Linked DNA regions of Homo sapiens: region 1 is linked to region 2. The links are chromatin contacts, found by Hi-C or POLR2A ChIA-PET in ENCODE. All regions are on one chromosome and are shown on one strand. The core of a region is the stretch at or near the end of the contact, and the rest is flanking DNA. Distances in the headings are between cores, read along the strand shown. Region 1 has its middle 20 kb from the start of LINC01267. Region 2 has its middle 48 kb from the start of LINC01267.

Region 1 (3,042 bases), core at 8-2,507, 68 kb after region 2:
GCCTGAGGGCTATTGTAAAGGTTGATGTGTGCAAAGTTCCTACACCCGGGCTTAGGGCACAGTCAGGGTTCCCTACTTCTGTGAAGACGTTTTACAAAGTGAGCTGACACAAGCGAGCCTGGTGACTTGCAGACACCACAGCCTGCGAAATGCCAGCCCAGTCCACCCCTTCTGCCTGCCCTGCCCCAGGAGGCCTGCTGCTACCTGCCTACCTCCCTGGCAAGCCCCCGGCAGCACTGCTGTAATCCCCAGGCTGGGTAAACACATGATTAGGTTTCTCAGCTTTTGTCCTGTTACTCGGAGCAATTCTCAGGCCCTGAGCACTCCTCCCACCAGCATCACCCCACACCCTGACTCCCAAAGCCCTAGGCCCCGGGACCAGCTCAGCCCCTAGCCCATGCCTCAGTTTCCTCATCTGTGAAATGGGCAATGATACCTGCGTGTCATTCATGAATAGGCATAATGCTGTTCTTACCTCACGACCCATGGTGAGAAGTGGGGCTGCTGTCATCATGCATACTCACCATTCTAGTGTCGCAGGTATTGTTCACCTGTTGACTGAGACCTTTACTGAGGGCCCCGAGGGATGCCACTGTGCCTTCACCAGCCTGCCCATTCCCACCTCTCAGCCTCTTCCTCAGCTGGGACCCTCCCGGGAAAGCCCTTCCACTATCGGCTCATCTTTCCCGGCCTCTGAACATCCCACAATGTGGAACCCAGGGGCCATTAATTGCCACCTGGAGTGTGGGTTAGGGTGAGGAGGGAGAGAGCAGAGGCCACTCAGATCTGGAGTACCAATGATGTGGCCTTGGGAAGGCCACTTAACCCTGTGTGTCTCTGTTTCTGCATCTATAAAATGGGAACAGTAACCTCTGCTCCTCGTGAGGTTATGGTGGTGATTTTATAAGCCACATACCCGGCACATGGCCAGACTCCCGTGGCTATGCCCACTGGGTGAGAAGGAAACGGGGAGGAAACCCTGCCTCCATGAGGTGGCTTCTGGCACTGTATTTGGCCTTATTACATAGGGAAAAAATTTACCTCATTTGCACTGTCCGATCTGACCTCCCTGGGGAGATGCCCAGCACTTCTCCATAGCACCCCCATTCATTCTGCCTCCACAGTGGCCAGTGCACAGCTCCCAGACCCCCTATCTGAGCAGCTCCTCCCCTGCTCGAAGCCTCTGATGAGTCCTTACTGCCCTCAGCCACTCCCCTACTGCCTCAGCTGGTGTCCCGGCCAGGCCCGGTGACAAGTGATTCCCCATAAGTGCCTCATGCTCTTCCGGTTTGGCCAGCAGCCCAGAAGCCTCTTGGGCCAGCCCCACCCCATGACCTGCTGAAATCTTATTTGTACTTCAAAGCCTCAGGCATGCCACCCTCCTGGACAGAGCTGGAGACCTGGGATCAGCCAGGCCTGCGTTTATATCACTGCCCACTACTCACTTGCTGCCTGGTCTAGGCTAAGTTGCCTTGCCTCTCTTAGCCTCAGTTTTCTGATCTGCAAAACAGGTTCCTGCTGGAGATTAAGGATGATGTAATTTATTGGATGGTTCCAATGCTCTAGACATGCAGCCAGGCATATTACCAGCAGGATTCATTTTCTCTTCCCAACTGTTCTGTGACCTGGGGCACAACCAGCATTCGGAAGCAATGACATCATGTATACTCATTCATCTAGTCCTCAAAGCAACACCATAGGAGAAGGACTGGGATTACCCCCACTTTATATATGGAGAAACTGAGGCACAGGATGGTGAAGTGAGCAGCCCGAGGCCACACCCTAATACATGACAGGGCTAGGATTCACTCCAGGCAGCCCCGCCCCTGGACCCTAGCACTCAGCCATTGTGTGACAGGATCTCTGAACATCCCCATTTTAGATGGTGGAACTGAGATCCAGAGGGAAAAATGACTCCCCCAGATCTGCACAGCTGGGACCCAGCAGAGCCCAACACACAGCAGGTGCTCTGGAAACATTTTCCTAATCCTACTTCTCAGACCTGGGGAAGTAGGGTGGTTCCTAGCTGACACTGTCCCTCCATTACCCTTTCCTCACCCCAGGGGTCCTACTGGATCCAAGCCGGACATGGTGGGCAGGGAGGAGTGCTCGGTAGGCTGAGGCTGCTTCAGCTGCTGCCTCCAGCTGCCCCACGTTGGGGCCCTGTGCCTGCTGTCTGGGGACGCGGCTGCTGGGCTCCCTGGTGCTCCCCACCCCCACATTCCAATCTATGTATCCCCACCCCCGTGTCTACCTGTGTGCAGTTGATTCTGTTCTCTCCACTTTTGTCCCTGACTGTATCTGACTCCTAGGCTTCTCTCTCTCTCTCTCCCTGCCCCCTCTCTCTCCTTCTCTTTTCTACTCCATCTTGTCTCTGCCTGCTGTCTCTGTGGGGTATCCACTCTCTGTCTGGGTTCCTCTCTGTCACTCTCTCTCATCATCTCTGAGATATGGGACATATATCCATGGTTCTTTGCCACAGACATTTGGGGCTCTCAAAAGTGAGAACGTGCAGCTGGAAATGCCTCAGAGACCACCTTGTTCCACCAATGGGCAGTCAAAGCCAGATGTGCCTTAAGACTTGCCTGAGATCGCTCGGCAGGTGAGAGAGGGTAAGAAATTTCCCCACCCCACGGATTCAGCCAGAGGTGTGCCGCCCACGGGGTCCAGGCTCTGCAGCCCCTCCTCCTCCTACCCAGCTCCGAGACTGCTGGGGTCTCCACACAGCAGCCCACCCAAGGCTGGCGGGTGAGGGCCAAGGGCTCTGTCTGGTGAAGAATAAACTCTGAGGAAGTTTTAGGGCAGAAGAGAACAACTGGACCATTCCGGAGGAAGTTGTAAGGGGGGTAGATACTACACATGTGCCTCAGTTCCTCCACCTGTCTCTCTGCATCCATGATTTTCCATCCCTTGGAGGGCCATGGCTGGGGAAGGACAGTGGGACCATCCTCAGGGCCCTCCGGAAGTGGTCTGCCTGCTGGCGTCGACAAGCACCAGTTTGGGGGACATGTCACCCTCCTGTCCTCAGTCACAATCAACTTC
Region 2 (3,331 bases), core at 10-2,509:
CTGAGTCCCTTCTCATCTTTCCTGCCACCGCAGATGCAGACGCTGGCTCCAGCTGCAGAGCCTTGGCCTCTGCTGTCGCCGCTCCTTCTGGGTCCTCCACACCCCTTTCCACCTACCTGGCTCCTGTTCAGCTTTTCAGATCCAGGCTAGGACCTGCATCCCCACAAAAGCCCTCCCTGCTGCCCAGGCTGGGCCAGCGGCTCCCTGGCTCCTCAACCACCTGCACTTTCCCTTTTCCACTTCTGACTGTTTGACAAGGCAATGAGCTCCTGGGGTCAGAGAAGTGCTCAATTCCCCTGTGTGTCCCCAGCTCAGAGCTTAGGGTTTGGCCAGATGTGCAGGCGACACTCCTGTGGCTTCAGGCTGAGGCCTCAGGCTCCCCAGAGCCTTTTGGCACCCTGTCTCCCTGCTCATCCCCTTGCTTGTCCTGCTACCCCAGGGACAATTGTGTCTTAACCACATTGACCTACTTGCTGCCCACAAAACTGATCTGGTGCTTCCTGTCCCTCCCCCTGGCCCTGAACTGCTACCACCACTCTCATCTTCCTAACCAAAATCTCCTCCATCAAAACCCAACTCCAGCCTACCTGGATGGGGGCAGAGGAAGACACGCCAGACAGGAAGGCCAGCGAGGCATATTCACTGTGTGACCTCCAGCACCTCCTCTTGTCTGGGTGACCCTCAGCTTCCTAGTCCACAGCCTGAGGATGCAGCGGTCCCCAGAGCACAGGGTGGGGGTGAGCGGCAGATGGCAAGACCCTGTCCTGGCTCCTCCCCTTGGCTTTGGGCTCCCTGAGATGCTGTAGTCATCTCTGGATCCCTCCCAGTGCCCAGAACTTAGAAGCTTCTCAGCAAATATTTATGAAATGTATGAGGACACCATACTTTATCGTTTACATTGGCACACACGTTATTGTGCTCTGTCCTTGCTGGCATCCCTCCATTACAGGCCTGCAAGCCCAGGTTGCTGGACTGAGTGGGCAGGGGATTGGTCATGAGCTTCAGAAAGAGCCCTACCAGACATTCAGGGAGGTTGTGGAACCCACCCAAGGCCACACAGTCAACAAATCACAGAGCCAGCCCTGGACCCCGCGCTCTGCAGAATCCAGGTCCTGTGCACATCACCTCCGTCCTCCCTGTGACTCTGCAAGGTGGGCCCTCTCGCTCTTTCCTTTGGCCTTTTGTTATTTCTGAGGGCTACAGATCCTGGAACTGCAGCCGTGATGGGAAGAACAGGACACAGGGTGCCCAGCAGGAAATGCCAGGCACTGAATGGAAGGTGGGGGCTGAGGAGCAGTTGGCACCTCTGTGCCACAATGCACCCCTGAAGGGTGGAGTTGCTTAGAGACCTGGTGAGGCAGGAGCCAGCTCCCCTCTGCAGTGGCCATGTGTTCACCTTGGAGCTGGATGTGGCTCTGGGCACTGCTTACAGATGGAAAGTGGCCAGAGTCCCAGGAGGGAAAATAAGCACTGTGTTGGTGTCCTGCCATCCCTCTTTGGTGTCCCTGGGCCATGACAGAAGGTTAAGGCTGAGGGCAGAGATGTGGTCTTGGGGCTTGGTTGCTTCTTGGCACTAGGAGGGAGCCTATGGGTGTCCTGCAGTGTTTGTCTGGCACTCACAACCAGTAAGGAAATTGTCTTCTGCTAGGAACGCTCCTGAATACTCAGTCTCCCTGCCTGCAACACACATGCACAGGCTTGGGGAGCCCTGGGGCTGAGAAATCCACTTCCAAGCACATATTCAGCACCTACTCTGTACCAGGCATGCCCAGCCAAAACGTCAGCTGGGGATGTTGCTGTGTGAGCTTGGCAAGCGCCTTCACCTCCTTGAGTCTCAGCTGCCTTAGCTGGAAGGTGGAAATAATGACCTCACCTGCCTCGCAATCCAGTGGGCAGAATTAACATGACTGTGGAAGTCTCAAGTGGGACCATTACAACTGCAAAAGCCCTGGTCAGCAACTAAGACCCTACAGGGTTTTTTTTTTGTTGTTTTTTTTTTGAGACAAGGTCTCACTCCATTGCCCAGGCTGGATGCAGTAGTGCAATAATAGCTCACTGCAGCCTCAACCTCCTGGTCTCAGGTGATCCTTCCAGCTCAGCCTCTGGAATAACTGGGACTACAGGCGCGCCACCACATCTGGCTAATTTTTGTGTCATTTTTTGGTAGAGACAGAGTTTTGCCATGTTGCCTAGGCTGGTCTTGAACTCCTGGACTCAAGCAATCCTCCCGCCTCGGCCTTCCTAAGTGTTTGGGATTATAGGCGTGAGCCACTGTGCCCAGCCTGAGACCCTATAGTTAAATCATTTGAGTCTTCCGAATCTCAGGAGAAAGAGAAGAGGGAGAAGAGTGCATGCTGAAGTACTTAGTAAATCATCCGAGAGAGATAAGCCAAGATGGGAGGCACGGGGGAAATCTTTCGCAAGTATTTCCTTCCAGCCTGAGGCTTGCCCTTTCACTTTCTGAAGGGTGTCTTTTGATGGAGAGAAGTTGTTAATTTTAATGAAGTCCAACATATCAATTTCTTCTTTCCCAGTTAGGGATCCTTGTGTCCTGTTGAAGAAACGCTTGTGTCACAGGGCCATGCAGACTGTCACCATGCTCCATGCCCAAGCCTGGCATCCCTTTCGAGTCATTTTTATATACAGATGAATTGAGGGCCGAGGTTCGCGGCTCTCCAAGCAGCCGTCCGGTAGTCCCGGCACGATGCATTGAAAACCGTTTCTGTTCCCAGTGAACTGCAGCGGTGGCCTTTGGTTATGGCGTACCACACAGCCATAAAAATGAGAAGTCACTGCCTCGTGCAACAGCATGGGTGAAGCCGGCCGACGAGATGGTAAACAGAAGGAGTACATGCCTGGGGATTCCATTTATGTGACATTCCAGGGAGGCCACGCTGACACAGGCCAGGCTTGGTCACCTTGGGTGGGTGTGGTGTGCCTTCTTGGGTGTGGAAATGATCTTGATCCGGGTGGTGGCTCCACGGGTGCGTGCAGACGAAAAAAAACGTGGAGGAGCCGTGCTGTGAAGATGAGCACGCTGAAGGGTCCGTATGCTGTACACAAATTTAAAAGAGTGTTTCTAAAGTGCAGAGGAGGAAAAGATGAAACCCTCAAACAGAGGTGTTTGCTGTGGAAGCTTTGAAGAGGCTTCTGAAAGGTGACGACTGAGAGAGAAAAAAAAGGGGCAGCTCCTGCCATCTGGAAGCTGGCTCAGTGCTCACAGCTGGGCCACGCCGTCCTTCTGTGGGACATAAACAATCTAACGAAACCAACCTCTGCCAAGGGCGCTCTGAGACCAAGATAAAGGGAGACAGAGTGAGGTCACTGGACA

The links. Hi-C counts contacts between places; a loop is a spot of excess contacts on that map. ChIA-PET counts read pairs that join two places held with the same protein, here RNA polymerase II (POLR2A). Pooled maps may share reads with other maps.
Region 1: a loop to region 2 is called in a map of heart right ventricle, with 2.6 times the contacts of the local background. The contact joins two enhancer-like sites. A Hi-C loop is called at or near these places in 6 of 168 maps with a recorded cell type or tissue (Caco-2, Calu3, ascending aorta and 2 more) and 1 of 50 pooled maps. POLR2A ChIA-PET finds 5 or more read pairs at or near these places in 2 of 52 experiments (MCF 10A and activated T-cell).

What each region holds. Positions count from the first base shown.
Region 1 is chr3:14,370,699-14,373,740 of GRCh38, forward strand. No RefSeq gene overlaps it. Among named protein-coding and RNA genes, the nearest start is that of LINC01267, 20 kb to the left of the region's middle. RefSeq lists an enhancer at 1,107-1,346. Within about 2 kb of position 1,258, at least 16 of the 41 ENCODE cell types and tissues checked have a DNase peak (open chromatin) inside an H3K27ac peak, as active enhancers do; they include heart right ventricle and prostate gland, where a contact is called at or near this core.
Region 2 is chr3:14,303,117-14,306,447 of GRCh38, forward strand. No RefSeq gene overlaps it. Among named protein-coding and RNA genes, the nearest start is that of LINC01267, 48 kb to the right of the region's middle. Within about 2 kb of position 1,260, at least 6 of the 41 ENCODE cell types and tissues checked have a DNase peak (open chromatin) inside an H3K27ac peak, as active enhancers do; they include heart right ventricle and prostate gland, where a contact is called at or near this core.